Linked DNA regions of Mus musculus: all the other regions are linked to region 3. Evidence: chromatin loops called from intact Hi-C (ENCODE). Cell type or tissue: heart. All regions are shown on one strand.

Region 1 (8,000 bases), 140 kb before region 3:
TCAAATTATTTTCTTGGATCTATAAACAGAAAAAAATGCTATTCTGTGTATACTAATAAGCGTCCAGCAGTAATCTGCCTGACATTTGGAAAACAAAGAAAATTCCTGATGTCTGTTTTTTTTTTCCACTTTGGCTTTTCCTTCTAAGCTTTCAGTGTGCAAGAATAACCCTCCTCTGCCAGGTGTTAGCAATATTAGATCTCCAAAGTACCCATGGAAAAAAAATTGGATTGACACACTAGATAATATCAGGATAACTGGAAGACAGCTTTAGAGAGAATCTGAATGCTGGTTATGATTAACTGGTATATAATTACAAACAAAAAAAGTGTCTCTTGTTATTAGCAATTAAGCCAGGCCAGAAAACTAAAATATCTAAAAGGAGCCTTGGTGTATGTCCCCCTTCCAATAGAAAGTATGCACCTTGAGTATAAAACATTAGTTATTATAGGAAAATAAAACAGAATAATAGAAATATGAAATACAGCTTTATAGGCATCCAAAAATGCAGCAAAACCTTTGATTTTCTTACCACTCTCAGCAAAAATATTTTATTTTGAGATTTGTATCTGTATTGTTTCTTTTGGTAAAATTGGAATTTACGTACTTATAAATTAATATGTAAAATTCTCTTCATCTTTCACAATGTACGTTCCATAAGAACCAGAACCTCGTGATGTCTGCTGGCCACCCTAGCCCAGGGAAAAAACACAGGATCTGAACATATTAGATGCCCAAGGCACTTACTTAGAAGAATTAAAGAAATTCAGTGGGAGGAAAGATGTTTTGACATAACTCTCTTCTCAATGCAAAGATACTGTGAAAATATCTTACTTTTTCTCATCTGTCTCAATTTCTCCTCCTCCTCCATCCTCCATCTTCCTCCTTCCATCCCAGGGCTATGTTGTATTCAACAGAGTTTACCAAGGCATGGTCCCCAACCTTGTGGGACTTACAATCTATTGGGGGAGAAAGATTCAAACCAAGAAATCACCATATAGCAGCATGTGAGGAACGCTATCTTTGTAAGGACAAAGAAGCACTAACCTGCTGCCTCCTGCAGAAATCTGAATTGTGCTTTGGCAGGCAACCATCTAAGGGCAAGAAGAAATAAACCTTTCAGAATTGAAATTTTACTTTTACAATCAGTTCATTGAAGATGAAGCCTGTGCTACATAGCTTTACATCAACTTAACACAAACTGAAATCATTTGAGAGAATGGAACCTCAATTAAGAAAATACCTCCATAAAATCAAGCTATAGGCAAGCCTATAGGGCATTTTTTTTTTTTAATTAGTGATTGATGGGAGAGGGCCCAGACCATTGTGAGTACTGCCATCCCTGGGCTGGTAGAAGAAAGCAGGCTGATCAAGCCTTGTGGACCAAGCCAGTGACCAGCACTCATCCATGGCCTCTGCCTCAGCTCCTGCCTCCAGGCTCCTGTCCTATTTGAGCTCCTGCCTTTACTTCCTACAAAGATGGACTGTGATTTGAAACTACAAACCAAACAAAGCCTTTCCTTCTCAGCTTGCTTTTGGCCATAGTGTCATCGTCACAGCAATAGGAACCCTAGCAAAGACAAAGGCAAAGTAACTTGAGAGCTTTAGCCATCTAAGCACTTTAAGTTCTTTTTTTTTTTTTTTTTTTTTTTTGGCAGTTTCCAAGTAATTTTATTCAGAATTTTGTGTTTGTTTCCTGAATCAATAAATACTATACAAAACAATGTAAAAATGGCTACCATTTTCTCTCCCCTGCTCCCCTCACCGGGGGACAATTCCCTGGACAACCTCACTCAGGGGTTCTCCCTGTAGATTTGGTCCAGCAAATGAGGCCAGCCTTGTTTTTTAGCCCCTTGACTCACTTTTGGAGATTTGGCTGGGGTAGGAAAGCCTTTAGGAATGAGGTGACTAGGTTAGGGAAATGCATTAGTGTTTGGGGGAGAAGGAGACGGCGCCTGGGGCAGAGCCTACCCCAAAGAAAAGGGTGTCTAAAATGTTCACGGTTCCTTCTTTTTGCCTCAAAAAGTGACATTTATTCATAGAGAAAAAAAAACTGAAACAAAAAAAAAAAAAAAAAAAAACCAAAACAAAAACAAGATGTCCATCCCTTGGCTCCCTCCCCTCCCCCCTCCAGCTCTTCCTTAGCCCCACCCCAGGACTGAACCCTGGGCTAGGGCCAGGTCGCAGGACAGCCCCTCAAATGAGGTCAGCAACGTTGAGGGGCATCTCTTCAATGGAGGTGTTGTAGAAAGTCTCAATGTCTCGAAGAGTCCTCTTGTCTTCTTCGGTCACCATGTTAATAGCCACACCCTTACGACCAAACCGACCACCTCGACCGATTCTGTGGATGTAGTTTTCCCTGTTGGTGGGAAGGTCATAGTTGATGACTAAGGAGACCTGCTGCACATCAATGCCTCTGGCCAACAGGTCAGTGGTAATTAATACTCTGCTAGAGCCAGACCGGAACTCCCTCATGATCACATCTCGTTCCTTTTGGTCCATATCTCCGTGCATGGCAGAAACAGTGAAATCTCGGGCATGCATCTTCTCGGTGAGCCAGTCCACCTTCCTTCTGGTGTTGATAAAGATGACTGCCTGGGTGATGGTCAGCGTCTCATACAAGTCACACAATGTGTCAAGCTTCCACTCCTCTCGTTCCACATTGATGTAGAATTGGCGGATACCCTCCAGGGTCAATTCTTCCTTCTTGACAAGAATCCGAATAGGGTCTCTCATAAATTTCTTGGTCACCTCAAGGACATCAGAAGGCATTGTAGCAGACAACAAAACTACCTGTGTGTTGCTGTTGAGCTTCTGGAATATGTCATAGATCTGATCCTTGAACCCTCGGCTTAACATTTCATCTGCTTCATCCAGTACGAATATCTTGATGTATTTGGGGGACAGGTATCTCCGGTTAAGCATGTCAAACACCCGGCCAGGGGTACCCACGATGATATGGGGAGCTTCCATCTGCAGCTTCTGCACCTCAGCACGCACATTGGTGCCCCCAATGCAGGCATGACAAGAGGCACCCATGTAGTCTCCTAATGCCATAACCACCTTTTGTATCTGCTGAGCCAATTCACGTGTGGGTGCCAGAACCAAAGCCTGAGTGGCCTTTAGATCTAATTCAATCTGCTGCAGAATTGATATGGCAAATGTAGCTGTTTTCCCAGTCCCAGACTGGGCTTGAGCAATCACATCATAACCCTTGATACAAGGAAGAATAGCTCGCTGCTGGATGGCAGAGGGCTTCTCAAAACCATAGGCATAAATACCACGGAGGAGGGACTCTGAGAGATTCATGTCATCAAAGCTATCCACAATCTCGTTCCAGTTACTCTCGATGACGCCTTCCGGCTCCATCCCGTCGGGGCCATTGTCTCTGGATCGAGAATCCTGACTCGCAGACATGATCCTTAGAATCTCTCTTTTTTTTTTTTTTTTAAGGTTTACTTATTTTATGTACATGAGTACACTGTAGCTATCTTCAGACACACCAGAAGAGGGCATCAGAGCCCATTACAGATGGTTGTGAGCCACCATGAGGTTGCTGGGAATTGAACTTGGGACTTCTGGAAGTTAGTGCTTTTAACCGCTGAGCCATCTCCCCAACCCCCCATTAAGTTCTTGATTTAAGCATCACTCAGAAGAATCACTACAGAGCCCATTGTGGGCACGCGCACACACATACACATACACAGGGCAAAGAATATCTCCAGTCTCTCGGTTATTATACCTCTAGAGCCTGCAACTATTTCTCATGCACAGAAAGTGCTCAGGAAATATTTCATGAAAGACTCCTTTACAGTATATTTATTTTTCTCTCTTTAAACCCAATTTATCTCATTCTTCCATTCAATTAATAGAAAATTATTTCCATCCCTAAATAATATCATTTGCCTTCTCTTTAAAGTTTTCTTTTCCCCTAGTTTCCCCAAGCAATTGAACTGCCATTCAATAACTGGGAGTGAATTGTGTTCTGTGCATTTGTACCCAGGAAAGAATTTACCCCAGGAGTCTTCCTAAGGTTGTTTCCTCTCCTCTTGTCAGGTAGCCACAAGAAGCAGGTTTATTTGTAGGCTCCCAGAACTGTTTCCCCATGGGGTTTCTCTTGCCTTCTGTATACATGGAATTCAAAGAATTTAGTCTGAAAAAAGTAAGAGTTTCTTTTGGAGAGTAGTTTAAAATTAATGTTTTCAGGGGACTGGCAACAGGTCAGCATTGCTTCTGTTTCCAAAATTAATTCTTACTCTCTGCTTTCACTTACGAGGGGAAGAGGGAGGCAAAGAGTAAGGTCCTGGTTTAAGGCTTAAAGTGGTCCAGATATTTAAAAATAGAAATATCAGAAGGACCCTGAAAGAGTTCTAGTCCTGAGGCACCCAGAAGTCTCTAAAGTCGGTGGCTGCTAAGTTTGGTGTCTCCATGGGCCATCTGGCAGCCAGAGAGAGATATTTTAAGCCATGGTAAGGCATGTTGGCAACCTCAAAAACCACACCCTTTGAATGTTAACCTTGTCCACCAGCATGAGGCACGTCTGACAGGGGCATGGGGCAGGAAATAAGGGCTATGCTATGAGATTGCCAGTTCCACAGAAATGCTGTTGACTTCTTTAAAAGACATGTGGTTAGGACAAGTGCCTTATTCTTTTATTTACTGAGTGTTCTAAAAACTGGAAAAGTCAATCAAATTTGGATGTTTCCAACTGTCCAGATGTGTCCTAGATTTGGCCTGGATGTGAGGGAGAGACTTGGATTGATTTAAATATGGAGTATATTTTTTCACAGTAGAAATAACTTTTCTGAATTATACTATCTTTCACATGACCCTTGAAGGAAACAAAAAATATAGTTTCTGAGGAGGAATTATATTGGTTCTTATAAATATTAGGTAAAGGTAGACATAGGACTAAACAAAAAAGTTTAAAGTTTCTCTTACTAGCTTAAGATTTCATACACATAGGATGAGCTGGGTGTGAATGTTTGTAATCCTGACCCTAGTAGACTGAGGCAGGAGGATGGCTGTGAGTCTGAGGGCCAGCCTGAACAGTATAATGTATTCAAGACTAGCCTAGGCTACAGGGTAAGACCCAATTTGGGGAGTAGAAACCATGAATAAAATGACTACCAAAAGAAGGTATTTTCTTAAGTGTTAGATATCTGTTTTCAGTCGCAGTTACAATTCATAAAATGCTATACTGTTATATCAATTATAACAATGAGCAGGAATGGAATGCCCTAAAGTTTCCTATTTGGGTTTTATTCCATATGAAAATAGGAATTATTCTTTCTTCCTTTCTTTCTTCTTTCTTTTCTCTTTTCTTCTCTCTTTCTTGCTTTCTTTCCTCCTTTCTGTCTTTCTTTCTTTCTTCAAAGGTTGACCATTTATTTGTTCCTCTTAAAGACTTATTTTTGTTTGGACTCTGACTCAGAAGTAGCAGCTCTCTGCAAAGACAGCCTAAATCTCCTGGCAATCTGTTTCTGGCATTTGGCTTTAGCTTCTGTCATTCTCTTGGAGAAAAGTTTAGCACATCCTGCAGCTTCCTCCTCATTTTTCTTAGTGCGCTGTTTCTTTGGAGCAATATGTCAGCATTTGGGCTGCAGGATGAGTGGAGTGACAAGATGCTAAATCTTAGGTGCTTTGGTCCTGGGCATCTCACCTTTTTTGTTTCAGAGCTTTATGACAGTGTATTGGTGGACATCATCTTCTTTAGAGAGACTGAAAAGCTTTCTGATTTTGCTAGCTCACTTGGGCCCTCATGGCTGAGGCACAGTAGTACTCATCAGTTAATACTACTCTTTCCCCCACCCCTTTTTCCCTAATAACTGAATTGAGAAACTCAGATAGGCATCTACAATGCATTTTTGAGCAGACTTGTATGTCTTTGCTCCAGTTCTCCTTGGTCTATAACAAGAATGCCCATTACTTAATAGCAGCCGCACTCTACCATGGGTCAAGACATTTTGCTTCCTGGGTGTCTTAGTTAGGGTTTTACTGCTGTGAACAGATACCATGACCAAGGCAACTCTTGTAAGGGTAACATTTAATTGGGGTTAGCTTACAGGTTCAGAGGTTCAGTTCATTATCATCAAGGTGGGGAGTGTGGTAGCATCTAGACAGGTATGATGCAGGAGGAGCTGACAGTTCTACTTCTTCATCTGAAGGCTGCTAGCAGAAGACTGACTTCCAGGCAGCTAGGGTGATGGTCTTAAGCCCACACCCACAGTGACAACACCCCCTCCAACAAAACCACATCTCCTAATAGTGCCACTCCCTGGGCCAACCATAGACAAACCATCAAGTGGGAAAATCTTGCCTGTGGTTCCCACCCTGATTCAGACTACATAATCCTTCAAGGCTTCACTAAGAGTTCATCATCTACTTTTCACAGAAAGCACCAAATTTGTGTTCATTGTCCATTTCAGTGAGCTTCTGACAGCGGGTAGCTGGAAAGAAGAAGATGTTCGGTTTCATCTTGACATGGTTAACTGCCTAGGAAATGCTCATCCCAACTCCATCCCCACCCCCAAAAGCTCTTAGATTCTTTAAGTTGAAATATCTCAAGTTTAAGGGAGGAATGCTACCTTATTCGCTCTTGAGTTGAAGGCAGCAGGTAGGAAGTTTCTAAATGACCCAGATTTTAGTGTCAGTTCTGAAACATTCTGTTCACCTGAAAAACAAACCAAAATTCTTTCTACAAAATGGAAAAACTCATATGTCCATGTCTCCAAGGTAAAATTTATTAACCAAAACATCAGTTTTGCACTTCAAATATGTATCATTTTATTTGCTGATTAGAGACCAAATTAATTTCTCTAAGATTTCTAAGATTTTCCGGTGTGTGTTTGTTTGTATACATGTTCTTGTATGTGTGTGTTTACATGCTCTGGTGTATGTTTGTTTGTGTACAAGTTCCTGTATGTGTGTGTTTACATGTTCCTGTATGTGTACATGTGTGTATGTGTACATGTGTGTACAGGTCAGAGATTGGCAGCAGTGTTTTCCTTATTTGCTTCTCTACCTTTTTTAAAATTTATTTATTTAATATCTGTGAATACACTATCAACTGTCTTCAGACATACCAGAAGAGGGCATCGGATCCCGTTACAGATGGTTGTGAGCCACCATGTGGTTGCTGGGAATTGAACTCAGGACCCTCTGGAAGAGTAGACAGTGCTCTTAACCTCTGAGCCATCTCTCCAGCTTCTCTACCTTTTTAGACAGGGTCTTTCACCTAACCTAGAGCTCACTGGTTGGCTAGCATAGGGCTGGGCAGAAGTCTCAGCAATCCTCCTGTCTCTACCCCTAGGACTGGGATTATAGGTTTTCATGCTTGTTCGGTGAGTACTTTACCAACTGAGCCATCTCCAGTAGCTCCAAAGATTCTTCTTCCTACCAATATTCCTCCGGTAGTGTTGTGAATGATAATGTCCCCCATAGACACCTATGGTCCCAGGTGATGGCACTGTTAGAGGAGATTTAAGAGGTATGGACATTTTTGGAGGAAGTAAGTCATTGTGGATAGCTTTGAAAATTTAAGGACTCATGCTTCATGCTTGTAGTTCAAGGTGTGATTCCTGAACTTCCTGTTCCTGCTGCCATGCCTGCTACCAGCTGCTCCCATTCTGCTATCAGGGACTCTGACCCTATACAACTGGAAGCCAGAATAAAGGCTTTCTTCCATGACTGTGACCGTGACAGTGACCATGACCATAACCATGACCATGGTGCTTTATCAAGGTAATTAGAAAGTGACTGATACACCAACTGCAGCTTGAAAACAACTTGGAGAGCACTAGGCCAAATGTCTGCCTGAATACACCACCCAGAAGCTTCACTCCTGCAGCCTTCTAAGGCTCTGGAACCTTGTGAGGCTAGAAAATTCAGCAATTTCATTTTTTGTTTGTTTTTGTTTTCACAAGGCTTAGCAGTAAACCAAATAGAAAGAAGGAAATACCAAAAATACATCTGCTGATGTCTCAAGTATGTGACAATAT
Region 2 (8,000 bases), 150 kb before region 3:
TCCCAGCAACCTCATGGTGGCTCACAACCATCTGTAATGAGATCTGGTGCCCTCTACTGGCCTTCATAGTTACATGCGGGTGAAGCATTGTATATATAGTAAATAAATTGAAGGAGGAGGAGGAGGAGGAGGAGGAGGAGGAGGAAGGGAAGGCAAGGGAAGGCAAGGGAAGGCAAGGGAAGGCAAGGGAAGGCAAGGGAAGGCAAGGGAAGGCAAGGGAAGGCAAGGGAAGGCAAGGGAAGGGAAGGGAAGGGAAGGGAAGGGAAGGGAAGGGAAGGGAAGGGAAGGGAAGGGAAGGGAAGGGAAGGGAAGGGAAGGGAAGAAAAAAGAGGAAGAAGAGAGGAGGAAATTTAGAGGCAGTTTGACACAATTATCCACTTGGGCTTTTAACCATGTTTACAGAACCAGGCATTAATTCTCTCCTATAAAACAACCCTCAAATCTAAGCAAGAAACAGTTGGTTACCACTTAATAGCCTTGCCACTGTGGCGTTAGTAGGCACATCTTGCCCAGACAGTCGTTTCTAGCCCTTGGTAAATTTTCATTTATTCTGTACTGCACATAACAGTCTATATTTCACAAATGAATATAATTTATAATTATTTTGTAGGTAGGTTTTCGTTTGTTTGTTTGTTTTGTCCATTAGACCTCTATTAAAGGCGAAATTTCTTATGGACAGGAACCATGCCTGATTCGTACATGTCTGCACCTCAACCAAATAGACACTCAACCAAAAATTGGTAAGTATTGAACATTCTCTATTATAATATGATGCTCTACAAGCTGTAATGTATTGCTTCTATAGACTAGCAATTGAGGAAGGTAAGCAGAGTGAAGTGTACTAGACAGAGTATATCCAAAGTTGTCCCTCTAGTTAGATGGATCAGAAATGGAATCCTATTTAATTTGGTTTGATGGTCTGTTACCTGTTGGTCCAACTGGCATATTCACTCCACATGCTGTGCCAATATCTCACAAGGTATAGGTAATCCTGATCCTACTTCTCTGATTCTTAGACAGATGGATATATGAAGCATAATGTTACTTAATCTCTGGAATCATGAAATCTGTTGCCTTAGTCAAACTCTAGTCCTGGATAGCAAAGTGGCCTTTCAGCCAGAGTCACAGTACCAGGACAAGTCAAAATGTAGGTAGAACTCTCCTCACTGGGATCTATTTCTTTGGCAAGCCATTCATTCATCCAAAAATGGTTAACGAGATTAATCATTTAATGAAAGCTGAGAAGATAAAGGTAAATAAAACATCTCAAGTGGTTCAAGGCAGACAAGTGCAAAGTAAGTTTCTCCTTCCAAATTAATCGAAAGAGGATATGTTATATTCTGGTTCATCTAGAATTATCTTCCTAAAACATCTATACACTAGGTACATCAACCTACTTTATAAATGCACCACGGAAGAATTAATGAGACTGTGCAAATATACGTGTACAACCACATTTATTCTTTCATGAGATCCTGAAAGTATACAAAAGAAAATGAACCTCCCACCCACAGACATACAAACCAGACTTCACCATTTAATACAATGACTGTTCCTTTAAGAGATGTCTGGAGTCACTTCCCCACCCAGCCCAATAAGCACAATGGAACATTTTCCTTGAGATTACCTCACTCCCGCTGACCCACACAGGAAATAATTATTTTGGTAGTCTCTCATAAACAGTAAAATATACTTGCTTGAAAAATAAGCTCTTTGACCCTGTAAGTCAGTGGCTTCGTGAGCATACCAAACTAAGTATCCTTCCAAATCCAACAATTTTGTACGTAAATGGTGCCTTATTCTTGAATTGTGGGTTCCCAGATCCAGGCTCCACTTGACAGTTCTGCCAAGATGCCACCACGGACAGTGGTTTCCTTGTATTTCTGCCTAAAGAAGAATGTGGCATCAAAGAAAAATTATATTTCTTTCCTAAGATAGAATTTGGAAATTCAACAGATGTCCTAGCAACAGATTCAAACACAGTAGTCATGGCTGAGAAATCAGCTCTGCTCTTGCATGTATCCATCCTAGGGTGCACCAGAGAAATGCAGCGATGTTTAAAAGAGTGATGGTTTGGAATGAAATTTCTGAGTCTAGTGAAAGATCAAGATGTCCACTCCTAAGCTAACTGAAACCTGCTACCATGTATGTCCCTTTCTTTCACTATAGAATCCCCAAAGACAGCAATGTAGAGGATTCCAAGCAAACTGTCTGTGAGAGGAGTCTGGCTACCTGCAGAAAACAGAAGCATTGGAGCCATAAGGCCATGTTCCCAGTTGAAGGTGACACTAATCTACTGAACACCCAAGTCACTCCCTTGGTATAAAAGCCCATTGGGCAACTGGAGCCAGGGGGCTGTCCCTAAATCTGATGCCTGTCTTTGGATCTCATTTCCCTAACTAAGCTGCCTTGTCTGGCCTCAGTGGGAGTGGATGTGTTTAACTCTGCAGAGACTTGATGTGCCAGGGTTGGGAGATAGCCAGGGGGACCTCCGCCCTCTCAGAGGAGATGGGGAGAGGTATGGGGGAGGGACCTTGTGAAAGAGAACTGGAGGAGGTGAGGACAGTGATCAGAATATTAGATAGATAGATAGATAGATAGATAGATAGATAGATAGATAGATAGATAGATAGATAATGGAAAGGGAGGAAAAGCCTTTCGGGACTACCTGACAAGCACCCAAATTGATTGGAGCTAAAGACAATGGTGTGTTTTCCTACCTCTTTCAACAGTCTGCAACTAAGCAGGTCAGATCAGGACTCAAAATGTCAACTGAAGAATCAGGAACTCAGTTACCTTCCATCAAGTCACCACACTCTTCTCTTTCAGGCCACAAGCCAGAAACTGGAGTATTTCTGCTTATTTCCTATCGACGAATGCTTAGTCACATGACCAATGTAGCTTCATGGTCGTTCCCATTTCCATACTCAGAATTCAATGATAATGAACAAAATGGAAATCAATACCAAGAGACATCCAGGAGTCTACCACACTCCTCAGCTTTCTGATTGTTTCACTTAATGATAGATATGTTATCAGAAGACATAACCTCTTGTCTTACATAACTGTTGTAGTACCCATCCCTCCCAAATTACTCTGCTCATTAGACCTGTGTTAGTTGGATCCACTGACATACTAAGGCATGAAAGATCCTAAAGAATGGAGCCAGGGTTCTTGTGCACAACTGTGTGATAACATCTGGCCAGATGTGTAAGCAAGCTTGCTCTTACCTCTGGAGTCTACCTTGATGACCACAATACCCAACTATTGACCCCATGGTTGTGAGGGTCACCTTGTTTCATTTTGTCTTCCTTTCCCTATACATAATAGGAGAATTATCCAAGGTGACTCCCAGACAACTTCAACATTGGAAAGGAAAGAGAATGTCTCCACACTTCAACTGAAGGTAAACTAGTCCAAGAAAGGACTTACATGTCAACTTGGAACTTCTCTGAGAGCTTCTGGGATGGTACCAAGAAAGAAGCTATGTACAGAGGAGGCTTGGGAGTGACTGGGCCAGTTCCCTTCTTGTGTCCTTTGGAGTTGCTGACTTCTAAAGGCACAGAGAATTCCTGACTGGGACTTCCCTCTGGCTTCCACTCACTGAGGAGGAATGGAAGAAGACTCTCTGGTGAGTGGATTAGAATCCCACCTGGTGTTTACACCAAGCTACAGGATGTGCTTAACATCCTGGCATGAATGGGCCAGTGCTTGGCGGCAATGAACAGCACCTGCTTCGAGTATCTACTTGGCCAAATAAACGAACGATACTCGAATATCAAGTAATTTAAGAACCAAATATATGGATGCTCAATAGCTCAAAGACCTCTGAAAGGCAAAGCAGTAGTGGAAACCACATCGATACAAGTTCTTCCTAAAGGAATGAGAAAAAGACGTAAATTTGTTTCTGTGCTATTAGCAGAAATCATGATATACTGCAACTAAATCATTACTGTTTTGGAAAGAAAAGATACTTGAGGTAAGAAATATTAATAAACAACCTATACTCAACATAGACCTATAAACCACAGAAATGGGAAGATTTAACCAGTCTCACACCTGGTGTTTATGGGTTTTGTTTTTTACAGCACATTTATTGGGGCATATAAATACAGAATATTTATATAAATACAGAATACAGATAATGTATATACATGCCATCGAACCTTAACAATATTTTAATTACAAACCTATTCCAAAGTCCAACCTAGGTCAGGAAACATTAGCACATCCTTTTCCTGTTTCTGCCTTATCCGAAAACTGGAACAAAACTCTTGGAAGGGATCCAGAGTATCAGGAAGAAATTGTTTTAAGTGTTGCTATGCATGAGCCAGGCAGCAGAGCAGCATGAGCTGACCTCCATAGCTGAGGCTCTTCCTATGTAATAATAACGCAAGTCCTAAAAAGACTCTGCTGTGCTCATTTCTGGCAGTGGGCAAGGGAATTTGTACAAATGGCTGACTCTCAGATCGGCTGTCACTCCTTCCTCTACTCCACACAGCCCCGTTAGCACTTACCTCATTCATTACACTGTAATTATTTGTTCACAGGCCTGTCTCCAGGACATGGAAAGGAGTTAAGAACACTAGCTCTGCAGCCAAACTGTCTAGATTTGAATCATAGCTCTGCCGCTAGCTCGTTTCTGTGGCTCTGAGCAAGTCCCTTAACTTGGCCAAGCTTCTGTTTTACCATCGCCAAAGCCCAGTTAATAATAGGTCATTAGAGTGTCAGCTGTGCAAACCTCGTGACAAATGGATGAAAGCCACATCCATCCTTAAAGAACATCTTCAGTAACTATTAGTGTTCTCACTTAGAGTAAAATCACTCATCTGTGTATTCCTGTCCCCAGTGTGCCTGACTCCTGAAGGCAAGAGAAACAGGGTAAGAAAGACAATGTCCTCGGCTGGTCTGCTACAGTGCACTAGTGGGACTTCTCTACTGTGTACACTAAAGAAGAATAACCAGGCATCTGTGGCCCAGCTCCAGCCATCTTCCTCTTAGGCAAGAGATGCCCTCACAGGGTATAACCCAAACCCTACATTCCCAGCTTCATCTTAGTGGGCAGACCCACATTTTTCCTCCCCAAAAGAAAGCAACTATTCTCTGTTTTCCTTCAAGAGCTAGCTTTGGTGCTGTCTCTGGGTCTCACTGGGAAAGATGAATTCCAGGTGGTGCTGGCAGAGTCACAGGTCCCCACACTGAGCTCTTCCCTGCAACCTAAACTGATCAGTCATAAGCAGGATAGTTTGACTTCCATCTGCCCTTCAGTGTGTCGTTTCTCAACATGTCCTGCTCATTGTGCCTCTAAGACTAAACAGAGAGGGATGGGGGAGGAGAGGGGAAAGGGAAGGGGAGGAGGAGGACTAGTTCTGCATCCAGATGGTAGCACACATCTGCAATCCCAGAAGCAAGGGGATTGAGGCAGGAGGACCACAAGTTCAAAGCCAACCTGAACTATGTATCAGGATCCTGGTCTTGGAAAAAGTAAAAAATTCAGATTTCTAATTTTTCCTGAGTTTAATGAAGTGTTGCATATGGGAGAAACTGAAAGGCAGACCTTGGCAGTACTGAAGAATTGAAGAGACCAGGTTTGACCTGTTCTGACCACTTTGGGCAGTATAACCTGGACTCTCTTGAACCTTTTGCCTTCTGTTTGGATTCCATCAATTACATGAGACTCTGTGGGTAGGAGGAGAGAAACCTAAGCATTTGTCAGTCTACCCTTGCCCTGACTGACTAGGTTTGACACTTATGGCAAACCTCTACATAGCTCTCACTCTGACTGTGTGGCCCTCTCTGCAGATCTAGCTCTTGCTGGGTTCTCCCCACTTGTCCCCAATGTCCCCTCAAGTCTAAGAGCAGTAACAGCTTTCCAACATGCCTAGTTTCCTTGGTCCTCCCATACTCATGTTATCTCTATTAACCCTTTCCACACTTCTGAAAGGTGTCCCTTTGTTAAAAATCTCTTTAAGGATGCTGGGCATGGCTGGCTCGTGCCTATACTATTGTTACATGGGCAGGCGGCAGGAGGATCACTGTAAATTCAAAGTCAACCTCATCTATATAATGAGTTCCAAGCCAGCCATGGTTTTATATATATCAGGTCATAGGGAAAAACCAAACACAAAATTTAAGTTAAAATAAAGTATTTTGGGAAAAACTCATTTGACTGCTAAAATCCTAACTGAAATGAGTGGTCAAACACAACAGGAAGTCTAGTGGAGAGGAAAACGTGAGCCCTTCATCGTCTGACGGCAGTGAACATTGTCTCATCCAGAACAGTATAATCCTCCTTTTCATTACACCTTGCTGTAGCAACCTGCAGACAGTGTTGTTCTGCTTAAAGAGAGAGACCCTGATCAAGCCACCCTTATACTCAGTTGCATGTGATGGTTCGGAATCTCTTCTCAAATCAAAACATGATAGGGAGTGGAAAGTCAGAGAGAAGTAGAAGTGACACAATTAACTGTTTATTTTTAGCTCAATGAGGAAGGATTTGCACTTTTGAAGATGTGACATTATGATATAGAGAGCACTCAGATCAACATACAAAGATAAAAGATCTGAAGTCTGCAAGACAGGAGCTTCTGAGAATATCGCCTCTAAGCGAATAGAGATACAAACTCTGTTTCTGTTTTTCTGGCTTTCTATCAAGTTCAGTCTTCCCTTTCATGTTTTAATGTGTTTGACTATCCATATTTCCAAATGTAGGCACAAATTTGTCATAGCGTAAAACTCCATGTGAGAACGAATTCTTGCTAGAAGGGTAGCATTAGTAAAGATTAGCCCATTGAGAAATTTCTAAAGGCAGCAGTCAAATGATAATTATTTCTCTACAAATAGAAAATGGCAAAAAAAAAAAAAAAGCAAAAATGCCCTCACTTCAACATTTGGACTTTCAGAGCCCACAGCGGCCCTGCAGTGTGAACTCCCTGACACAATACAGCACGCTTCCTCCTACCGTTTGTCAGTTGTGCACCCTGTGACCCACAGTCTGAAACACTGTGCCCAGTTCTGTCCTTCTATCTCAATCTGACTTGTCAGCATCAATACTCAGCTGTGACCCACACAGTCCCCTGCACTTGTCAATCATGGTTGTATATAATGAACATTCTCTGTCCTTGGAGCACTGGGCCACTCACTGCTCTGTCCCTTGGTAAACTGCATTTTTCAAACCATTCTATTGTCTCCTTCCAACCCTTTTGACTTAGCTAGGGTTCTTTTTTTTTAATTAGATATTTATTTCACTTACATTTCCAATGCTATCCCAAAAGTCCCCCACCTGCTCCCCCACCCACTCCCCCACCCACCCACTCTCACTTCTTGGCCCTGGCGTTCCCCTGTACTGAGGCAGATAAAGTTTGCATGACCAATGGGCCTCTCTTTCCACTGATGGCCGTCTAGGCCATCTTCGGCTACATATGTAGCTAGAGACACAAGCTCTTGGGGATACTGGGTAGTTCATATTGTTGTTCCACCTATAGGGTTGCAGATCCCTTTAGCTCCTTGGTTACTTTCTCTAGCTCCTCCATTGGGGGCCCTGTGATCCATCCAATAGCTGACTGTGGACATCCACTTCTGTGTTTGCTAGGCCCCGGCATATTCCTACAAGAGACAGCTATATCTGGGTCCTTTCAGCAAAATCTTGCTAGTGTATGCAATGATGTCAGCGTTTGGACGCTGATTATGGGATGGATCCCCCGATATGGCAGTCTCTAGATGGTCCATCCTTTCGTCTCAGCTCCAAACTGTGTCTCTGTAACTCCTTCCATGGGTGTTTTGTTCCCAATTCTAAGAAGGGGCAAAGTGTCCACACTTTGGTCTTCGTTCTTCTTCAGTTTCATGTGTTTAGCAAATATTATCTTATATCTTGGGTATTCTAAGTTTCTGGGCTAATATCCACTTATCAGTGAGTACATATTGTGTGAGTACTTTTGTGATTGGGTGACCTCACTCAGATTGATGCCCTCCAAGTCCATCCATTTGCCTAGGAATTTCAT
Region 3 (8,000 bases):
GCCGCAATTAAATTTTGTCCTTTATAGGAGTTGCCTTGGTCATAGTTTCTTTTCACAGCAATGGAAACCCTGAGACACACTTCAAAGAGTTTATTCTTTATTATAAAGTGCAAACTCCTTAGTGTAGCACATGAGCTCTTGATTAATACAGTCCTTTCTACCATTCCCCACCTATCTGAACCTTCTCTGCATCTGTCCAGAAGAGCTGTATTTACTTGGGAGTAGCCTCGAGGGCATGGTAATACTACTAATGCTCACACACCTGCACAGACATTGCTGCCTTTCTCTAGAGTGCCTGTTCCCTCCTTATCTGGCGAGCTCCTGCCTGTCAGTCATCAAACGTGTAGTTTATCTTCACTGGGTAGGCTTTCCTGATCTGGGAATAGACTAATTTTCTAATACTGGCTTGCCTATCTCCTTTATCTAGCAGTCTGTGATTTCTGGGGGCTGGAGGCATCAAGTCTTTCTTGTTTTTACATTATTACCCCTTAGTTGGAGCCCAATAGACTCTAATTAAGTGAATAGATTATTTCATGGTTTAATGAGAACCTGCTTATTTTTCTCAATGGTAGAAAGTGACTGTTTTCTAAGATTCATCTTAACCAACCTAAGCACTTGTTGGGAAGAGCTGGCTGAGAGCTATCTAAAGAGCACTCAGGAGCCTATTTTGTAAGGAAGTTTCTGTAAAAGTGAGACTCTTCCTTGTAATGTGTTCAGTCTAGTAATAACATTTGACAACAATAGGTTATTTACTAGGTTTGGGCACCTAGGTATGCTTAATCTCAATAAACTTAGTCACAAGGGAATGAAGAGGCTCCAGATAACATTTGTATGCATTGCTGATTAAAAAATTCAAAGCATTTGTTATTTATACAAAGGTCTACAGTAGATACTGCATGGGGTATGAACTGAATATGATATGATATTCATTAAGAGAATATAGTGTGCTGAAATAATTACAGGTAACAAATGATGACTGAGTTCAACAGGGAAGAGAGGTCACAGGTACTGGACACTTCCACCATTTTTAGTTTATGAGATGATGTTATTTTACACGAGATTATTGAAGACCTACTAAATTTAAAATACAAAAAATGCACTTATTTCCTAAGTACAAGTATCTCAAGTGTGAAACAGACAATAATTGTATTGGACAGTTCTAAATACCAGTTTGAAACAGATTGTGCAGCAGTTTGGAAAAGACTACTAAAAGACTGAAACTACTTGGAACTCTTCAAGAATATCAGGAAGTAGAATGCAATTAGTCAAACTGGGATTTGATCCTACACTAGAGGAGTGAATACTCATTCTTAGAAAGATCGCCAGAATTTCGGAAATAGGTTATTTATGGGTTTTTTTTTTTTCCTTTTATTTTTTTGGTGAAAATTCAAGATACAGAAACAGTTAAAGAACAGACAAGAAGACATAGAAAAAAAAGAATGCTGGACGTTCAATGCAGCCAATTCCAGACCATAGCTCAATTTCTTCAATGCTAACAAAGTACATAGCCAAGCAAAGGTAATTTAATACTACTTTTCCTTTCCTTTGATCAACTTTACATGAAGGTCATAATAAGGACGTAAATCGAAAGAAATCTAAGTCTGCCTAAGTCAAAACTGCATTAAGATAAGCAGCATTTGAGTAATTTGGAGCTTGGAATCAAACCCAGTATTTTAAGTGTAGTACTCAGGGAATACAGCTCAGGGCTCAGGAAAGTTCGCCAACACCCTTGCTGAGAACAAATTCAATAAGGGAGAACAGAAACCAGGGACACAGATGAACAGGCTCTGACGTGAAAAAGGTAAAGATGAATGGAATAATGTCTGATCCCTGAAAGCTTTCCTTACACTGCACGAAACTGCAGAGTTTAAGCTAAAATGGGATTTCCTAGGGCAGTGCTCCCAGATTTCAACAATAGTAGGCGAGTGCCTGAGGAAGCCCAGGGTTGGTTCTGGAGACGACACATGCGGCAGGCAAAGGCTCCCAGCCCGGACAGGTCTGCTCGTCCGCCCTCAGTCTCCCAAGACCCTGGGACCCGAGTGATTGGGCAGGCTTCACGGGAAGGGCCACGGCGGGCGGGACCGCGGCGGGATTTTCCTCTCCGCTCATTCATTCTCTGATTCATTGGTTCCTGGAGGCGACTCACACGGACGCGCGCTGGAAAGGCAGGGCGCGGAGGACGGCCGCGGCTGGGTGCGGCCCGGCGCCTGAGGGGCGGCCGGTTGGGTGGGGGTGGGGGGTGCGGCTGTCCAGGCCGGGAGGGGCGCGCGCGTGCGCGCGTGCCGGGGAGCAGGAGAGGCGCGCGGCCGCCTGCGCCGGAAGTGAGCGGTGGCCGCGGCGGGGAGCGCGCGGTCAGGCGCAAGTCGGTCCGCCCTTGGGCCGCGCGGCCCTCAGCCCCGCCCAGTGTGCCGGGGCAGGACGCGCGGGCTCTGTGATCCGCGCCGCGGGGCTCTGCGGCCGCCCCGCCCAGTCCCCGCCGACGCCCGCTCTGTGGGTCGGTCAGTCAGTCGCCGAGCGCGCGCCGCGGGAGCTGCGGGCGCTCTCAGCGTTCGGGAGAGGAGCGTCGCCCCTGGAGAGGCGGCGGCGGCGGCGACTGGAGGCGCGAGCAGCTGCTGCCTAGCGCAGGGCTCCGGGAGGGCCGAGGGGCTGCCACGGTGAGTGCTCCGCCACCTGGCCCTCGAGGTCCGGGAAAGGAGAGGTCTGGGTGCCCGGGAGGCGCTGCCGTCTCCATTTGCCCGGCGCCCGGCGTGGCCCTCCGAGCGAGTGCGGACGGCTGCAGCCCGGGGCGCGGTCCTTGCCGGTCAGGCTCTCAGCGTTGGGCTGAGCCCCGCCAGGCGGCCTGCGGTGGGTAGGGGGTCGGCGGGGCCTGGGTTGCACCCCGCGCCCCTCGGGGCTGCACCGTGCAGACAATGAGACCTGGGGCCGCCTGGGGAGGTGCGGCAGGGCTGATACTCCGCACTAGGGCGCCGGTGGCCGGGGACCGCGGGTGGAAAGGGACTGGCTCCCGGTAGCCGCAGAAACCGATGGCTGGGTGCGGGATTGTTCTAGCTTCCATGCCCTGCCTGCTTTCATAGATGAGTTCACTGCAGAGATTTAGAAAGGCGGGGCGCCTTCTGTGTCTTCTAATTAAGCCGGCAAAGTAATTGCTCTAGTGCTTTTTAGCTCCATCTCATCTTTCCGCGTACATTCCCGCCGGAAATCCAAACTGCAATTCAGTGGAGGACGGCAGAAAGAGGGAAGGCTGCCTAATAGTGTTGGTTAGGTTGCCTTCGTTTTAAGACACCTGAAAGATACCCTTTTCCTATTCAGGGGTTGTCTTAGGCTGGCCCCCCTGTGTGAACTGGAAACTACTTGATCCTTATGTATCAGAGTGAAATAGGAGCTTTGGGAAATGGTATGAGTTGCATGTTTCCTGTGTGTTGCATTTCATACATTTTATGGGAAGAACAGTTTGGGTGGACGCTGCCTGCAGCATTTCTCATGGAGAAGTGGAGAGCCGCCCAAGTAGGTAAAGTCCTCCCTAAAGGAACTGTAAAGGTAGCGGGCTAGGGCTGAGGCATCATTCGATTATTAAACGGTGGTATTGTGTTCGTAAGAATATTGAAGTGAGCACACAGTCACAGAAACCTCCTCAGGTATAGTGGGAGACACTTCTACAACACTTGAGTGGTGGAAACAGTGCGTTAGAACAGAGTAAAGTCACATTCCATGCGCTAGAATAGGCTAGCAACGTGATAGTGGACAAGCAAGCCGATAACTATGCAGTAGTTCCCTGCCGGTAAGCAGCAGTACTCCACCTGTTTTCCTTTCTAGCCTGTTGTCAAGAAGATTGAATAAGAAAATGTATGCAAAATTGGTAGCCCCTTGCTTGTCTCTGAGATGCTCAGTACGTGTTAAATTCCTTTTCCTCCTGCTGAGGGCGGAGTGTCTCCTGAGAGGGAGGGTCAGAAGTGAATGTTGGCAACAGTGAGTTGTTGAGGCATGTGTAGCATAAGACAGCAAAGAAAAGGTTGATTCTACATTGAGAGGTCAGTGGGGGGGGGGGGGGGGGATCTGTAAGCTGCCAGTATAAAGTGGAGCCTTTTAAAAGGTTGAATAATACTTCATTTTTAAAACAACGTTTTATTGTTATGTATTAATTATACATAATACTGGGTCTCATCATGATCTTTTCATACATGTGCATCATATATTTGAATTTCAACAGGACGGGCAAGATTTTAACAGTATAGACTGGGAGAAGAAGACATTTCACATGTTAGGTGGTAATTATCCCTTCGCATGAGCCGGACATGGTGGGTGGATCTTTCCTGTAGTCTGCACTGGGGAGGCTGAGGCAGGAAGATTGACGTGAAGTCCAGGTCAGCCTGGATTACACAATGAGAGCCCATCTGAAAAACCATCAAACCACGTAAAAAATAAAATACAAATCAAACCACATAAAAAATAAAAGTAAAATCCAAATTCTCTAAGTAAAATCCTAGAGAGAATTCTCTAAGTAGAATCCTAGAGAGGTGGCAAAATAAGGACACTTTTTAAAACCCTTTGTTGAGTTTGTTCCAGACACCAGTTACAGATAGCTCAGTTGAAGTAAGTACAAAATGTCTACAAAGGTTTGTAAGTGATTGGTTTTTCACCAGACATTTTGTGGTATGGGATTGCTGCTCACTTGTGTTTGATTTTAGTAAAGAGCAATGTGTAGCTGTTTCTTTGTGATGAATATTAGCTCTATTTAGTATTCCACACAGACTCTTGACTCAGGTCTCTCTCACTGAGATTATTAATTTAGTGTCTGGCTGACAGTAGTGGAGAGGTAAGCATCTTTGGATAATGACTTCACAATTTTTAACACTTTGTTTTCTGGCTAGATCTTTTTAACTGTTATCTTTGAGGATAATTGTGTTATTTTTTTGTTTTTTGTTGAGTTTTGGCTCTCTCCAAATAAATAAGTAAATAAATGTTAGTGGACTAGAAACAAGGATAATAGATTCTGCGATACACATTTGCTTATTGACTTTGGCTTGGAAATCATTGAATGTCAATATTGATATTAATCCCAAACTCTTATTTCTTTAGGAAAAGTGATATTAATGGAGTAAGATATGTAACCTCAGGCTAATTATTTTGAATTCTTAGTTTCATTACCTATTAAATAGGAAGTTTGGAGTTACTGGTTTTCATTTGTTATTTCTTACTGACCTTAAGGATTTTAAGGATCTTAGTGTATTAACAAGAGCCTGTATTTGAGAGGGAGGCTGAGATGGGAGGATACTGAGTTTGAGGGTGGCCTACATAATGAGATTTTGCCTCAAAACAAAACAAAGGGAGTAATTTAATTTTGATGAAGGGCTTTTAAGGTTCTACAGACATTTGACCTAAATGTCATAAAAACGTTTGGAGATACAACTCAGTGGGAGAGCAGTTACCAAACACATAAGGGCCTGGGTTTTATACTTAGCACAAAACCAAAGTCTGACTTGTATGCTTGAAGTCAGGAGCATTACATTGAAATCAGAGCATATGAAAAGCTAAGGCAGAAGGGTTAAGGCTAGCTTAGGTTATATATTGAGGTCCTGACTCACAAAAATGTTTTAAAATTATAATAATAAAAAACTGTTACTAAATACTTTGTACTACTTTGAGTGCTTCCTATGTATTGAATTATTTATTCCTTACCATGCCTCTAAGAAGAAGGTCTCATTAATCTAGAAAACAAGCAGAAGTAGTAAATTACTTTCTTAAAGATTGCACAGCTCTATAGTAAACAGCTATTTAAAACTAGGCAGCCTAATTCTTGTATTCTTACCACCTTCCTATGCTACCATGTAGACAACTAACACCTTCTCCCCCCCTTCCTGTTTTAAAGTATGCTAAAGTTTTTATACATCTTAGCCATTTAAAGCATTAATTGTTAACTTTCAATGGCATTAAATATGTTTGTGTTATTGTGTAACTGTTACATTGTCCATTTCCAGAACTTTTTCACAATCCCAAACTGAAGTTCAACCTGTTAAACAGTAACTTCTCATCTACCACTGCAACTTCTAGTAGCCACTTTTTTACTTTGTCTCTTTGCCTTGAACACTATGGGTGCTTTCTGATAGTGTAGTCATTGTTTTATTGTTGTTGTTCTTGGGCTTTTCTTTTTTTAATCCAGACTCTTACCTTGTAGCCCAGGCTGGACTGGAACTCACTGTGTAGATCAGGTTGACTTAGCTAATCACTTTAGCATGTTTATTTAAGTTCTTTTTAACACACTAAAAACTGAATGACCTACAGACTAATAAGGCTTGTGAATTTTAAACACTTGATAGGAAACTTCATAGACTGAAGACTTTTTATTAGTCTTGTGTACTATTTATTTAATTGTCCCAATAGTTGATTACTGTGGCTAGTGCCATAGTATTCAATTAAATAATCAGAACCAAACATTTCAATGAAGGTTGTATTCATCCTGTTTGTCATTGTTAAAAACAACAATGAGCATTCAACAATAAATTCTGATATCTTATAAATATTTTGTAGTTCATTGTGCTTCTTTTATTTCTACTCTTCTTTTTTGTTTGTTCGCTTGTGTTCTGTGACAGGATTTTTCTTTGTAGCCCTGAATCTCTTAGAACTTGCTCTGTAGACCAGGCTGGCCTCAAACTCAGAGATCTTCCTGCCTCTGTCTCTTGAGTCCAGGGATTAAAGGCTGCTACAAGTGTTTCCTAATTTGCCTTGTGTCTTAGTCACTGTTCTAATGCTGTGAAGGGATGCCATGACCAAGCCAACTTGTAAAAGAAGCATTTAATTGGATGCTTGCTAACAGTTCCAGAGGCTTACTACATTATCATCATGATGGGGAGCATGGTGGCATGAAGGCAGACATGGTGCTAGAGAAATAACTTGAGAGAGCTACATCCTGATCCACAGGCAGCAGGCAGAGAAATGCTGGGCCTCGGAAGGGCTTTTGAAACCTCAAACCATCCCCCAGCCCAACAGTGATGAATTTCTTCCAACAAGGCCACACCTTTCTAGCCGAACCCTTCCAAACAGTGTCACTACTAATGACTAAACATTCAAAAATATGAGCCTATGGGAATGTATTCTTATTCAAACCATTATATTCCACTCCTTGGCCTCCATAGGCTTATAGCCATACCATGGTAAAAAAAAAAAAAAAGATGCATTCAGTCCAACTTAAAAAAGTATCACAGGCTCCTCAATACTGTCTAAAACCCAAAGATTAAAGTCTCTTTTGAGACTCATGGCAATCTTTAACTCCTTGTTAAACAAAATCAAAGTGAAGATCACATACTTCTAACAAGCAGTGACACAGAATAACTATTTCCATTCTAAAAAGGAGGAAAGGGAACACAACGAGGAAATACTGGACCTAAGCAACACCAGAAACCAGCAAAGCAAACTCTAAATTCTGCATCTTGTCTGATATCAAAGGGTTCTTTGAATCTCTAACTTCTTTGATGACTGCAGTACTCCTGTCTGTTGGGCTGACTCCATACAGGTGTGTAGCTTTTCTTGGCAGTTATCTCTTCACAGCTTCATGCAATATGTAAGGACATACCTGACACATGCCTGGCCTCAGCAACTTTCCCTGGAAGGAGATTGTACAACCCCTTTCTTGTATCCTTTCTTCTAAAGCCAGAACCACATGGTGAAGCTGCTGAATTCTGCTGCTTGATGGGATTGGAACTCCATTCCCTCTTCAGTAGATTATGCATCAGGTTTCTGTTGGTGATGGTTTCATTCATTACTTAAGTGTTCCTTTAATTCTTTCTCACAAGCTGAAAGCTTAGTTGGGTGGAGTCTTGCTCTGAGGTCTCCATTCCCTTTATTCCATTTAACATCAGGTTTTTCTTTTCATCTTTTTCTCCTTAGCTCTGTTATACTTACTGGCACTGGCGTCCTCCTCAAACTGTACATTTTTTTTTATTTCTCTTTGTCCAGCTTGTTATAGATCTGCACAAGAGTGATTACTAACAACCATATGACACAGT
Region 4 (8,000 bases), 170 kb before region 3:
AGAACGGCTACTCCAACTTGTTTCTTGGGACCATTTGCTTGGAAAATTGTTTTCTAGCTTTTTACTCTGAGGTAGTGTCTGTCTTTGTCAATGAGGTGCATTTCCTTTCTGCAGAAAATGTTGGGTCCTGTTTATATATACAGTCTGTTAGTTTATGTTTTTTTTTTTATTGGAGAATTGAGTCCATTGATGTTAAGAGATATTAAGGAATAGTGATTGTTGTTTCCTGTTATTTTTGTTATTAGAGGTGGAATTATGTTTGTGTAGCTATCTTCTTTTGGGTTTGTTGAAAGATGATTACTTTCTTGCTTTTTCTAGGGTGTAGTTTCCCTCCTTGTGTTGGAGTTTTCCATCTATTATCCTTTGAAGGGATGGATTCATGGAACGATATTGTGTGAATTTCGTTCTATCATGGTATACTTTGTTTTCCCCATCTATGGTAATTGAGAGTTTTGCTGGATATAGTAGCCTGGGCTGGCATTTGTGTTCTCTTAGGGTCTATACAACATCTTCCCAGGATCTTCTAGCTTTCTTAGTCTCTGGTGAGAAGTCTGGTGTAATTTTGATAGGTCTGTCTTTATATGTTACTTGATAGTTTTTCCTTACTGCTTTTAATATTCTTTCTTTGTTTTGTCATTTGGTGTTTTGACTATTATGTGATGGGAGGAATTTCTTTTCTGGTTCAATCTATTTGTAGTTCTGTAGGCTTCTTGTATGTTTGTGGGCATCTCTTTCTTTAGGTTAGGGAAGTTTTCTTCTATAATTTTGTTGAAGATATTTACTGGCCCTTTAAGTTGGAAATCTTCACTCTCTTCTATACTTATTACCCTTAGTTTTGATCTTCTCATTGTGTCCTGAATTTCCTGGATGTTTTAGGATAGGAGCTTTTTGCATTTTGCATTTTCTTTGACTGTTGTGTCAATGTTTTCTATGGTATCTTCTACACCTGAGATTCTCTCTTGTAGCTCTTGTATTCTGTAGGTGACTCTTGCACCTATGACTCCTGATCTCTTTCCTTTCACACACACACTTTCTCTGATATTGAAGATTTCTTTAGGATGAAAAAAATAGTCATAATTTATAGCATCATTCAGCTGACCCATATGACACATAGTAACTCCAGTCATTGGGGTAGGGGAGAATGGTCCTGATAACACCTGATGACTTCATTAAAATGCATAAGTATCTTACTAAAATAATTCCAGATACCTTAAGTCTACATATTCTTGAAAATTAGGAACATATACATAATAATGAAATAAACTACCTTAGTCAATCAACTAATGTATTCAAATTCCAAGCACAGCCTTTGCCAGAATATGTGTGTGTGTGTGTGTGTGTGTGTGTGTGTGTGTGTGTGTAAAGATGACTAGATTCTATATGCTCTTTGAAACATAATAGGAAGTAAACGTGGGCATGGCCACAAAGGGGGTGAAAATGAATTTGCGCATTCTGCATTTACTGTGGCTAGCTAGTATGTCTGTCTCCAGTCTGGATAAATCACACTCATTCTACCAAGTTCAGTGTAAACAGTCATGCCTTCTCCAACCAAACAACACACACATGCGCGCGCGCGCGCGCGCGCGCACACACACACACACACACACACACACACACACACACACACACACCTCATCTCCCTGCTATAACCTCTACCACACTATTTACAGAATCATATGATACCACAAAGACAAAGTACCCACAGATTGGTGCATGGTGCTATTTGTCTAATGCCTCTCCAGCACCATGCAAGGATGAGGATAGAGTCACATCTGTTCTTCACAGCTACATCCCTAAGTCTAGCACTCAGTAAATGCTCAGAAGTTATTGGAATGAAGGTGTAAAAGGCATGAAACTCCCTACAACTCCCACTCTTCCAGCCAATATGTCTGCAATTGTGGACATCCCTGTCTTGGAGTCTGATCAGCGAAGTCTTTACCCTGACTGTATTCTTAAACACCAGACACTAAGAAACCGTGCAAAATATGCCTTCTCGCTAGCTAGGACCTCAGCACCAGATTCCTGGCTGCTCCTCTACCCCGGTGATGTGCTTTAAACCAGTAGGCATCTCGGAGAGCTGCTTCCTTCATAAATCATTTGTCTTATAGCCAAAGCCAGAGTCACATCTAGCCACTCAGCCTCTCCTCCCCTTTCTCCCGCACCCTCTGTGCATCCCTTACATTTTGGAAAATGGGATGTTTCCTCCACTGGACACATATTTAAGACGTGCTTAGCCAATTTGGCTACAGAAAAGGAAAGACACTGAGCTTGGGATTCTGTTAACTAAAAGCACAGGATTTGAAGCCTCACAGAATTAGGGATTGCCTGCTCTGAGAGAGCTACAACCTCAATTCCTTTTATATAAAACAGAGATGAAAATATTTCACTCAATGTGTTGCTCATATTTCACAGAGTATGAATCTCCTCCACCCTTAAGATAGAAATATATTTAATCTTCATTTCACGTTGCTTATAAAGGCTGAATAAATGCTTGTTGGATCAATCAGAGCAGATCATCAAATGTACCTGTGGTCTATTTAGATGAACCCACTTTGCTACACAGAGTAGGTTCCTCCACACTCTTCTTTGGAAATTAGCATTAGTTTCTCCTTATTGAACACTCCTGAAGTTTGAACATATATAGGTATTAACTGCAAAAGTAGCATTGAAAGCTTCCAAGAGTTACAGCTGTCAAGCTGCAAGTTATTAAGAAAAAAAAAAAAAGACTTGTGGCTAGCTACTGGCACACAGAGCAAGCCAAGCAGCATAAAGTGTCTTTGATCTGGATTCTAGCTAGATACTTACTACTCATTTATATTCCTAATTCTCCCCACAGCTCCTTCTTACAGAGGTTTGAATGCTCCCAGGATGGTTGTAGGAAAATCATAAAACAAGTGATCCTGTCTTTCAGCTTTATAGGATTATGCCAGCTACTAGTATTTTAAAGAAGAATTTATTTAAAATGATAGACAATGATGAAGTTACAAAAGTAGTGTATATTATCCAAACACACAGAATCAATGCCTTACACAGAAAATTATGCGAAACCCAGAAAGGAAAGCTAAGGAAAGGCTACACTGATCATCTAATCCCACTGAGTACGCGGTACTAAAAACTTTTGCAAGAACAACTTAAGAGGTTTTATCAAGAATTACATGAAACGATATTGTGAAAATTTTCTTAGAGCAATTACCTAAAAGATCTAAGTGGATAGACTTTGGCCACTTAGCAGGTAGGCTTATCACTCTGAGTTATAAAAGCTGTAGCTAAGATTTATTCTCACTTAATCCTCACTCCAACCCAGGAGATGGAAGCATCATTATCCCCATTTCATGGGTAAGGAAACAAGAGCTCAGAGTGGTTAAGCCGTGTGTCCACAATGTAACTCTAAGCAACCGTCTTTTTTTTTTTTTTTTTTCTTTCATTCTGCTAAATGTGACTCTAAGGCACTGGTTCTCACCCTTCCTAATGCTCTGACCATTTAAAGCATTTCCTCACTTTGTGGTGACTCCCAACCATAAATTTGTTTTGTTGCTACTTCGTAACTGTTGTGTTTCTACTGTCATGAATCCCAATGTAAGAATTTGATATGCAGACTGTCTGATATGGGACCCCCAGGGGGGCATGACCTACTTGCTAAGAACTGCTTCTCCAAAGTCGTCTTTGATCAGGAAGGTGTGGTTCTCAGCACTACGGTGCTGACCTTATACTCATGGAGACCCCACCAGAAGAGGAAGCGAAGCCTGTACAGCCTTGCTCTCATCTGAAAGGAAGTTATCCTGACCAGACAAAGAACTGCATTACTGTCAGCAAGATGGGCGTATCATGAGCCTAGACAACAGGCACTGACAAAAGGTTCATGTATTTGTTGATCTGAAGAAAGCGAATCGGGGCACAGCATCATGAACATGGAGAAGGTATGCTGCCCTCAGACTCCAGCTAGGTCATTTCAACGGGGTAAACTTACATACCTGACATGGTTTTCTAAGAAGATGGTTATTGGTGAAATAGTTGACTATTCCTGAAATTCTGCATTTCTGAAAATCTGATGGTTTCACTGAGGTTGATCTAAAGACAGCCGCCTACCTCCTGGGTGGTACGGCACAGAGGGAGCAAGCATCCTGTGTCTGACTGATTTGCTGTTTTAAAAATCTGGGCTGTTTGGATATTTTCTGGAGACCAGAATGATAATTAACTATGACTGGGGTGGGAGAGCAAGGAAAGGAATGTATTTCACTCTGTGTCCTGTATTGACTGATGTCAACCTTTTCTATTCCTGACCATGCAATCAGTGGGATTGTAAGCAGGGCACCTCTGACCTCTTCAGGAACTAAAATCCTGTCCAAGCCTTGGGAAAACGGCCACGCTTGGGCTTCCTCCCCCTCTGCTGCAAGTTTTACAGGCCTTCGAACGTGTTGCTTAAAGCAGCAACCCCGGGAAATAAAGCTGTTAACTTCAACATTGCTCCCCGCGGCTGCTCATGTTACTGACCCACTGGGAATCTGTTCCTCCTCCCTGCTTTGCTGTGGCTCCCTGTCTCCTGCTCTTTCCCACAAGTTCCCACAGTCACTGGATAAGGAAGGTCAATCTGAATGCATCTGTCCACTTTCCGGAATGTCACGGAAGAGTAACAGCTGTTGACCTGCTATCCTGTTTGTCTCAAAAGCAGCTTGGATGAACTCCAGCTAATATATACAGTCTCTACTTCCTATGAAGGATGTAGGGCCAGGACAGTGTGCTTTCCACACTTGCTTTGAATTTTAGCATAAATGCAGTCTGCTTTTTAACATTGGATCTTATTACTAATAATTAATGGTTATACTTATGCCTACAGTTCGTCAAGCATTTGCGATGCAAGACAAGGTAGAACTGTCTCAAAGATGTAAGACTTAAGTTATCTAGAAAAAGCAGTATTCTTTTCTTCCTAAGTGACCATGCTCAGATATTTTTACACACACACACGTCTTTATCAATTTCCCACAAGTACACAGGATGAAATTAAAATTGTGCACTTTCTTCTAGAGATAGGAAAGAGAGGTACTTGGGAGGGGGAGAGGGAGCTAAATGGTGATGTGAGAGAATAAAGAAGCCTTTGGAAGCTAAGGCAAGTAGATCAAGAATCTGAGTGCCAGGGGCTGGAGAGATGGCTCAGTGGATAAGAGCACTGACTGCTCTTCCAAAGGTCCTGAGTTCAAATCCCAGCAACCACATGGTGGCTCACAACCATCCGTAATGAGATCTGACGCCCTCTTCTGGTGTGTCTGAAGACAGCTGCAGTGTATTTACATATAATAAATAAAGAAATCTTTAAAAATAAATAAATAAAAGAATTTCAGTGCCAGTCTGGGCTACGAACAATCAGTTTGCGGCCAGCCTGAGCTACATGATGAAACCCTATCTCAAAAAGAATGTACAAGAAAGAACAGGGAAAGACCACTAAGAGCAGATGAACATGGGTTTTGTCTAAGAATGCACCTAGAACACCCACAACACCCAGAACACCAGCGGTACATATGGTATCTTCTACATGTTGCCTTGAGAAAAATCCCAGACTATTTTTGTGCTCACAGAATGTAGCTCCTATGGTATCCCAGGCCACTCAGACTTGGAGTGCCTGGCACCAGGCTCATCATTCCACCCAGTCACAGACTCTGGATGGAGACTATGAATATGGGAAAACCTTATCCCCTCGGGGATTGGCTCTGAGTTAATTTCTCCTGCTATTGCTCACAGTGTGACATTTACTCATGTTTGCTGGACCAAATTATAGGGCTCTTCTGGGAAAACTGCAGTTGTTTAGCTGACCTCTCAACAGAACAAATAAGACTAGAAATGTATATAAGTCATATGAACTCGTTCACCCAATAGACTGGTACAGAGAATATCCAAGGGAGATTAAGGGAATTCCCGTGTTCCCCCCAAAATATAAGCCTTGAAGAAACATGGTGGAAGAAAACCCTAACCTACCTGGAGAGGCATGTGTGGGTGGGGTCACCATGATAAAGAGAATAAGCAAAACTGTCCAGACCACCGTCAGGAGGGGAGCTTGCTTTCCAGGCACAATATATACTACCAATAAAAGCCATGCTGCCTGGACTGCTTGTGCACCCACAGAGAGTTCAGTGAGGTGACAAGGAAAAGACACCAAGGAAGGCTTGGGCTGTGGCAGGCTGGTCACCATGAGTCTCCATGCCACACTTACTCTCTGAACTGAGCTCAGGGAAGAAGCCTTGAGGTAAGGCACAGCACACACCTCTGCTTTGCTGGCATGGATTTAGGAGGCATTCGCATAAAAGATCTGGTGTTTAGAACAGGTTGACTAGCCAATGTCAGTTTCATATGATTGCTATCAGTTGCTGTAAGCTGTGTCCAGCCGGAGTGCTGCACGGTCACAGCAGGGGAAGGGGAACACGAGCAATAGGCAGTGGTACTCAGGGGACTCCCAGCTCAGGGCCGCTACCAGCCGTGAAAAGGCTCCTTCTCACCTGTCCCTTAAATCTTGGCATTTTCCATCGTTGAGGTTTGGAAAGGATAATAAATTACTGTCTCCCACTTGCTGACTCAGTTTAAAATCAAGTAATAAAGACTAAGAAAGGCAAAGGAGTCAGGCTGATGGGCAGAGAACTGTCACCGAGGAAATCTACTGAGACCTGCAGCCACAGAAAGCAGCCCAGAATTCAGCACATTTATCCACCAGCCACAGGCATCTCTGGGGAACCACAGGCACTACCTCCAACCATAGAGTCGTTACTCCTAGCTAGTACATAGTATAGAAAAAAAGTTGGTCCCAGAGGTGGGGATGAGATACAAGAGAGTCAGGGGAGATGTGACATCAGGGGAGTGATTGTGTAAGTCAACAGAAAAGGCGAGATTTCAGATGCACAACCAAATGCATCCCAGAGAGGAAAACTGAAAGCCCGAGAAGCAGATGGTCGAGGTGGGCAGGGGGATTGGGGACAAGGAAAAAGAGGAAGGAACCCAGAACATAAGCCAGTTTTTTAATGTCTAGGATCAGAAGCTACAGGTTGACAAACATTGATCGGTCCCTTTTCCAGTTCACCCATATTGTCTCAGAAAACCTGCGTGTGGGAGCTTGTAGTCCCTGCCATTGATGAAAAGACCTAAGCTACAGCCACAAAGGATGCAGGCACACTTCTCTCAGCTCAGAGGTCGTGATCTGGGGGAAGCTGATAGATGCCTTGACTTCTTGCTTTTTGCCATTAAATCACAGTTTTGAAATAAGCTACCCCTAGGCTGTGTGAACTGACAGGAGAAGCATCAGAAACTATACTCCTGTAGCTCAGGAGTTCAAGGTCAGCCTGGGTGGCTTGAGACCTAGTAAAAAGAAGGAAGCAAGCACGGGAAGCAGGCAGGCAGGCAGGCAGACTAGCTCATACATTGTGGTGGGTGATGAGTGATATTCTGTACATTTTTACATTCATCCTTTAGTCTTTGGTGATATGACCAGACATAGCTTCTATCTCTTCTCCCTCCCTCAAAAACTGCATAAATAGAAGCATTTTCATCACAGCAGAGAGTGAGAACATGGCACTTAACTCGGGGGTGCCACCTCAGTCAGACATTCGGCTAACCTCTCAAGCTTGCTACTGTTGCTGTCTCTGATGAGAAATTCAGACTTCCAAAAATAGCATCTGTAAGGTGGCTGAGCAGTGGGAAGTGGCAGACTGAATAATGATTTGCACTGTGTCTTCAGATGTGGTCCCTAAGGACTACTGTGAGGCTGCAGCCCACAGGGACTGGAAAGGCTCTGGCTGGTTGCTGGACTTTGCCCAGATCCTGGAGGTCATAACTGCAAAACAAATGATGTCTGTTATTTTTCAAATCCCTGTTTAGGGAACACTTGTGGAAATGTGTTGGGAGCCGCGCCCACATTCGCCGTTACAAGATGGCGCTGACAGCTGTGTTCTAAGTGGTAAACAAATAATCTGCGCATGTGCCGAGGGTGGTTCTCCACTCCATGTGCTCTGCCTTCCCCGTGA

What was found. A loop is a pair of places that touch in the nucleus more often than their neighbours do. Peaks named below come from ENCODE experiments on the same cell type or tissue, not always from the same donor. Only the 100,000 strongest peaks of a DNase experiment are listed, where the experiment ranks them.
Region 1: it touches region 3 in a loop (2.0-fold over the local background); 6 of 42 quality-filtered maps call a loop at or near these places.
Region 2: it touches region 3 in a loop (8-fold over the local background); 7 of 42 quality-filtered maps call a loop at or near these places.
Region 4: a loop joins it to region 3, with 2.5 times the contacts of the local background. A loop is called at or near these places in 4 of 42 quality-filtered maps.

Annotation. Positions count from the first base shown.
Region 1 is chr1:60,699,349-60,707,348 of GRCm38, reverse strand. It overlaps the pseudogene Eif4a-ps4. Among named protein-coding and RNA genes, the nearest start is that of Cd28, 43 kb to the left of the region's middle. In heart, no CTCF peak of the experiment used is centred here; a DNase peak (open chromatin) is centred at 4,488.
Region 2 is chr1:60,712,397-60,720,396 of GRCm38, reverse strand. No RefSeq gene overlaps it. Among named protein-coding and RNA genes, the nearest start is that of Cd28, 30 kb to the left of the region's middle. In heart, a CTCF peak has its summit at 22 (motif pointing left); DNase peaks (open chromatin) are centred at 1,606, 3,626 and 4,516; H3K27ac peaks cover 323 bases.
Region 3 is chr1:60,561,219-60,569,218 of GRCm38, reverse strand. Raph1 (Ras association (RalGDS/AF-6) and pleckstrin homology domains 1) reads left to right here and starts at 2,454. Exons shown (of 14, transcript NM_001045513.3): 1 at 2,454-2,654. In heart, CTCF peaks have their summits at 2,356 and 3,780; a DNase peak (open chromatin) is centred at 2,388; H3K4me3 peaks cover 2,955 bases; H3K27ac peaks cover 2,538 bases.
Region 4 is chr1:60,731,819-60,739,818 of GRCm38, reverse strand. No RefSeq gene overlaps it. Among named protein-coding and RNA genes, the nearest start is that of Cd28, 11 kb to the left of the region's middle. In heart, CTCF peaks have their summits at 4,471 and 5,291 (motif pointing left); DNase peaks (open chromatin) are centred at 4,578 and 7,738; H3K27ac peaks cover 1,742 bases.